Linked DNA regions of Homo sapiens: region 1 is linked to region 2. A link is a contact called in ENCODE POLR2A ChIA-PET data. All regions are on one chromosome and are shown on one strand. The core of a region is the stretch at or near the end of the contact, and the rest is flanking DNA. Distances in the headings are between cores, read along the strand shown.

Region 1 (2,702 bases), core at 80-2,579, 520 kb before region 2:
GCCGCGGCGGCCCCCAGCTCCCCGAGGGTTCCCCTGTCGGGCATCTGCGGCAGGGCTGGAAGCGGCGAGGCGCACAAGGGCGGCCTCCATGTCTTACAAGGTTCCCCTCTAAGCTACCTGGGAAAATACCCGGCGAGCGGGCCGGCTGAAAGGGGGGGGTTAAACGGTGTCCATTGCGGCGCGGCGGGCAATTTGTCACGCTGTTAAAGTGATCGCATTCATTCGGCTCCATTCGAAAGAAATTGCTAATTCTAAATTCATTAGCCCTGGAAGAATGCTGTAGCAGTAAATTGTAGCTCAATGCGGAGGGGACTTGTTTAAAAGGGGCCGAGGAATTCCCCTTACAAAAAAGGGGGATTAGATGGTTGACATAGCGTGAATGGAAGTGGAATTAGTCTTCACGGTAAATTAAGAGAGGAACAGAAATCGTAAAGGGGGAAAAGAGGGCGACGCGCAGAGATGCCAGAGCCAGGGAAAGATATTGTTTGCGGGTTGATGAATGAGGAATAAGAACTTGAGACATCTTAAAGAAAAGAAACTTTTCTCGCTCTCTCTTTCTCTCCCTCGCTCTCCCCGCGGCTTTTTCTCCCCGCCCGCCCTCCCTCCACCCCCTCCCCAGCCCCGGCTGCCTTTTAAAGTTCTTGGTTTAAGTGGGAACTTTCGTGGGTCAAGCCCAAGTTAACTAAATGAATTTAAAACCCCTTCTTTTTGAGTCAACTGCTATTACACGCCTAGTAAGGCTGTAAATGCCGGGAACCCGCCAGCTCAAGCGCAGGAGGGGAAGGGAGGGGCCGGCGGGGGCGTCGGGGCCGAGCGACGGGGTCGCCGGGGTCGGTCCTTGAGCCGGGTGGGCTGCGGAGCTGCTTGGTGGCTCGCGTCCTGGTTTGGCCCATGGGGAAACTGAGGTGCACCGAGCGCCGGGAGAGCCCAGGTTGGCGCGAGTAGCAGCGAGGCCGGGTATCCCAGCCGCGTCTCGCGCATCGCCAGGACGGGAATGGGGGTCGCCGGGAGGAGGGATTGCGCCGGGCTCCGACGGCTGGACTCACCGCCGGAGAAGGACTGCGCCAGCACCTCGGCGGTGAAGGCTGTCTTGGGGCTGGCGTGGTGGCTCTTGTCCTCGAAGAGCTGCTCCCCGAGCACGTTGCGCCAGCGGCCGTACAGGAAGCTGTGCAGGATGTCGGAGGTGATAACCTCGGCCAGCGCCAGTCCCGGCGCCTTCAGCCCGGTCTTGAGCACCAGGGCCTCAGCCGGGAGCACGGAGCCCATCATGGGCGGCCCGGAGCTCCCCGGCGCCGGGGGACGGCCGGGCCGACGGGGGAGGTGGGCGGGCGAGAGGGGAGCCCAAGGGGCGAGAGGAGAGCGCTGCGATGGAGAAGGAACCAGAGCAGGGGGAGGACGGAGAGGAGGAGGACGCAGGAGGGAGCGGGAGGTGAGGGGGCGACTGGGAGGAAAGCGAACGAGGGGGAGAGGGGAAGAGAGATGGTGAAATCTGTAGAGATGGCAAAGGCGGCGCGGAGGGTGGAGAGACGCGGGTGGAGGCGGAGGCGGGTGCGGGGGGTGCAGGGTGGGTGAGAGGCGGGTGGTTGCAGGGAAGCGGCAGCAAGGGGCTCAGGCGCGCGCTAGCCTCTCGCACACTCGGCCGGGGCCGTCTTCCCCTTGGCAAAATCTCAGCGCCTTTATAGGAGCCGCAGTGACCCTCCTAATTGGTTATTAATGACCCCCTGACGTCGGAGGACAGACTTGTTGTACCCGGCTGGGCTCGAGGAGCCTTCGTCGCGAGAGCGCGAGGGGCGGGGGCGCGCGGACCGCTCCAAACAGTACCCCTCCACTCCTCTCTCCCCTTCCTGGTCCTTCCTCCCCCCTCCTGTTTTTCCTTCTCTCCCCGTGGGAAGCGCAGGGCAGGGAGGGAGGCTCAGCCGGCTCTGAGGAGAGGAGGGGACGGAGAAGGGGAGGGGGTGCGGCGAGGCTCTCTAGGACTCCAGGGACCAGGCTAGACAAGAGGGGACGCCTGGCTTCGGGCCCCGCGCTCCCCTCAGGCCTGATCTATGTTCACCGGCCTGGCCCAGCCCGGCGTTCACCTTTACTTTGCTGCCCCGGCTGGCCGGCCCAGCCCTGCACCGCTCTCCCTCCCCGGCCAGAGCCCGCGTCCTCTTCCCTCTCCGGCCCTGCACTCCCCGGGCCGCCACAGTCGCCCCGAGCTCGCGCGCAGCCCTAGTTGCCACGCGGATCCCCTGCTCAGACTGCGCTGCTGAAGCCGGCGCTTCGCTTCATACGGGCCGCGCCAACTCGGTCGCTGTGCACGGTCGGGTGCGAAACTCCTCCGCGGGCTCACGGGGCTGCCGAGGCGGGGCCGCAGCGGCCGTCGGGGCTGGGGCTGGTCCCGGCCTGAGACAGCTTCATGGAAGGCCAGGCTCCCGGCCCTTGCGGGGCCAGGTCGGGGGTCGAGATGGGCGGACAGGAATCGCCCTGGCAGCCTGTCTCTGGGAAAAGAATTTCCTACGGGATATAGGGGGATTGAAAGGGGTCCCGAGACCCTTCCTAGGTGGGAGCAGGCGTGCCTGAGAGCGAAGTCCCTCAGAAACTGCAGGCAGCTCCGCGAGAGGCCTCAGTGCGGGTTCGGCTTGCGGCCCGGCTTTCCGGCTCCTTGCTGAGCTGCAACCTCGGGAAGCCGGTGGCGTTGCGGCGCCCCTTCCTTCTTGCCT
Region 2 (2,700 bases), core at 114-2,613:
CTCGGGAGACTGAGGCAGGAATCACTTGAAGCTAGGAGGCAGAGGTTGCAGTGTACCAAGATTGTGCCACTGCACTCTAGCCTAAGCAACAGAGCAAGACTCCGTCTCAAAACAAACAAACAAACAAAAAAACCCACTGAGAAGTGAGTTCATTAACTCTGTCCTTTTTTTCCCAACATTGTTTTTGCTATTCTTGATTCCTTATATTTGCATATGAGCTTCAGCTTGTGAATTTGTGCAAAGAAGCCATCTGGGATTTTGCTAGAAATTACACTGAATTTGTAGATCAATTTGGGGAGTATTGTCATCTTAACAATATTGTCTTCCAATCCACGAATATGGGATGTCTTTCCATTTATTTAGGTTTTAATTTCTTTCAACATTTTATAGTTTTCACAGTATAAGTTTTGTAGCTGTTACATTTATTACTAAGTATTTCATTTTGTTGATGGTATTGTAAATGAAGTTCTTTTCTTTATTTTTGAACTGTTTATTTTGTATAGAAATACAATTGTTTTTTATCTTGATCTTGTACCCTCCTGGCTCACTTCTGTAATCTCTATACTTAACACAGAGGGCAAGCACTTTCGAAGAGTCACCCTGGCTAACACATGGCAAATAGGCTGGAAGCGGGGCAAGACTAGAAGCCTGGCTGCCAGCTGGCAGGTGGCTGGTGCTGTCATCTAGATGAGGGTGGCTGGCCTGGGCAGTAGCAGTGGGGACCGAAGTGGGTGGACTTTAACCACAGGACGGGGTGGGGGTGGGGAGAGGGAAGCATCCAGGATAAGGGCCAGGTGGGTTTTTGTTTTGTTTTGTTTTGTTTTAACCAGGATCAGGGAGGAGCGTGGTCATTTCATTTTGAAAGTATGGCTTTTGATGTCTCTTTAAAACAGCCCAGGAAGGCGTGGTGGTTCACACCTGTAATCCCAGCGCCCCGAGGCAGGTGGATCACTTGAGGTCAGAGTTCGAGACCAGCTTGGCCAACATGGTGAAACCGTGTCTCTACTAAAAATACAAAAAATTAGCTGGGTGTGGTGGCGGGTGCCTGTAATCCCAGCTACTCGGGAGGCTGAGGCAGGAGAATCGCTTGAACCCAGGAGGTGGGGGTTGCAGTGAGCCAAGATCGTGCCACTGCACTCCAGCCTGGGTGACAAAGCGAGACTCCGTCTCAAAAAAAAAAAAAAAAAAAAAAAAAGGACCAGCCCAGGAGGCAGCAGAATGAGCCATGAGGATCTCAGGACAGCGTTAGGCTGAAATAAACTCCTGGGTGTCAGCCAGGGAGTGGGAGAGACTGGGCAGGGCTAGAGCTGGGACAGAGCCCAGGACCCGACACTAAAGGGTAGACACGAGCTGACCGTGGCCACACAGCTGAAGGACCTGGAAAACCACAGGAAGTTGAATTTGGTCGACGGAGCATATGAGGAGTGGTGGCGGGCATCTCAAGAGGGGAAGACTCTCCCACTGTGTTATAAGCTGCTAAAGTCAAGGAAGACAATAGTCAAGCCCCCAGAGGTTGCGAGTCACTCTAGCCAGACCGTGGCAGGGTGGAAACCAGCCCACAGTGCGCCGGGGCGTCTGGAAGATGAAGCAGCGGAACTCAGAGAGCTCTGAAGGGGGACGGGGGCCTGCAGCTGTTTTTTTTGTTAGCTGCTTTTTGTTCATGGGAAAACTTGAACAAGCTTGATTGCTTCATGGAAGGAGCCAGGTGACATGGAAAGGGGAAAGATGCAGAGTAAGGGGACCGAGGGACAGCGAGATGGCTGCAAAGGTGGAGGGAAGAAGTGAGTGGGAACGGAGGAGACGTGGTGCTGCCGCTCAGCTGTGCCCCATGGCTTTGCCCCGTGGCTTGCTCCCCTCCTCAGTACTGTTCTCTCCCGTGTGGCACAGCCAGGCTTACTCATCATTTCATCTGCAGCCCTGCCCATACCAGCGTGTGCTGAACGATGTTGAACCTTAGGCGACGGAGGCCGACTGGAACCAGGGCTCTGAGTGACAGAGACGCAGTTATGTCTAAGGACATACGCTAGAATGGCTGATGCAGGGCGCAAGCTCGATTCCTGCAGATGTGTGTTAATGAGCAGCTCCCTCATTTTTGCAAAGGTCAGCATTCCTTTGGCAAACTGGGAAGGAGCAGTTTAAGGTGCAGCTCCCAAGTGGGTCACACCGACCCCCCAACATCCAGTTCCCAACTGCTGAGCGTGCTTCTCTTCGTGGGAGTGGGCGGGCCAGTGCCGAGGGGCTCAGGACGGATTCTCAGAAACGCCCCACCATGCAGGTGGCTTACGGGAGGGCAAAGCCAATGCCAGCCTCCAGGAAGTCTGCGCTTTCTTTCCTTAGGGTAAGCACTTACCCAGCCTCCTTGTTACTTAGCCTGAGGGAGTCTACGGCTACCAATCTGCCGACCTGACAGATTCCTGGTGAAGGGCAGGCCACCCAAAGGCAGCTTCGAAAATTAAGGAGCCTGGGTGGGGGCAGGGAGGATCTACCCAGGGTCCTGGGGCCTGGGAGCAGTAGGCTCTTCTCAGAAACACATACTGGGGCCAATATCTGCTCTGGATTTAGCCTGCACTGCCTGTTTTATCAGAACAAGCAGAAATCCCCCGGCCTCTTGAAGATCAGGACCCAATTATTTCTCTGACTTCAAGAGTTTGCCTACCAGACTAGAGTTGTTGACCGTTATGTTTTTCCAGCTGCCAATCA

Evidence for each region. ChIA-PET counts read pairs that join two places held with the same protein, here RNA polymerase II (POLR2A).
Region 1: POLR2A ChIA-PET joins it to region 2 with 10 read pairs in WTC11. The contact joins the promoter of PRDM12 here to the promoter of GPRACR in region 2. POLR2A ChIA-PET finds 5 or more read pairs at or near these places in 2 of 52 experiments (PC-9 and WTC11).

The regions. Positions count from the first base shown.
Region 1 is chr9:130,663,221-130,665,922 of GRCh38, reverse strand. It overlaps PRDM12 (PR/SET domain 12), which reads right to left and starts at 1,329. Exons shown (of 5, transcript NM_021619.3): 1 at 1,047-1,329. The coding sequence starts at 1,269. RefSeq lists enhancers at 82-755, 2,046-2,702.
Region 2 is chr9:130,142,882-130,145,581 of GRCh38, reverse strand. It overlaps GPRACR (GPR107 adjacent cis regulating lncRNA), which reads left to right and starts at 1,363. Exons shown (of 2, transcript NR_135124.1): 1 at 1,363-2,338; 2 at 2,691-2,700. RefSeq lists an enhancer at 1,405-2,178.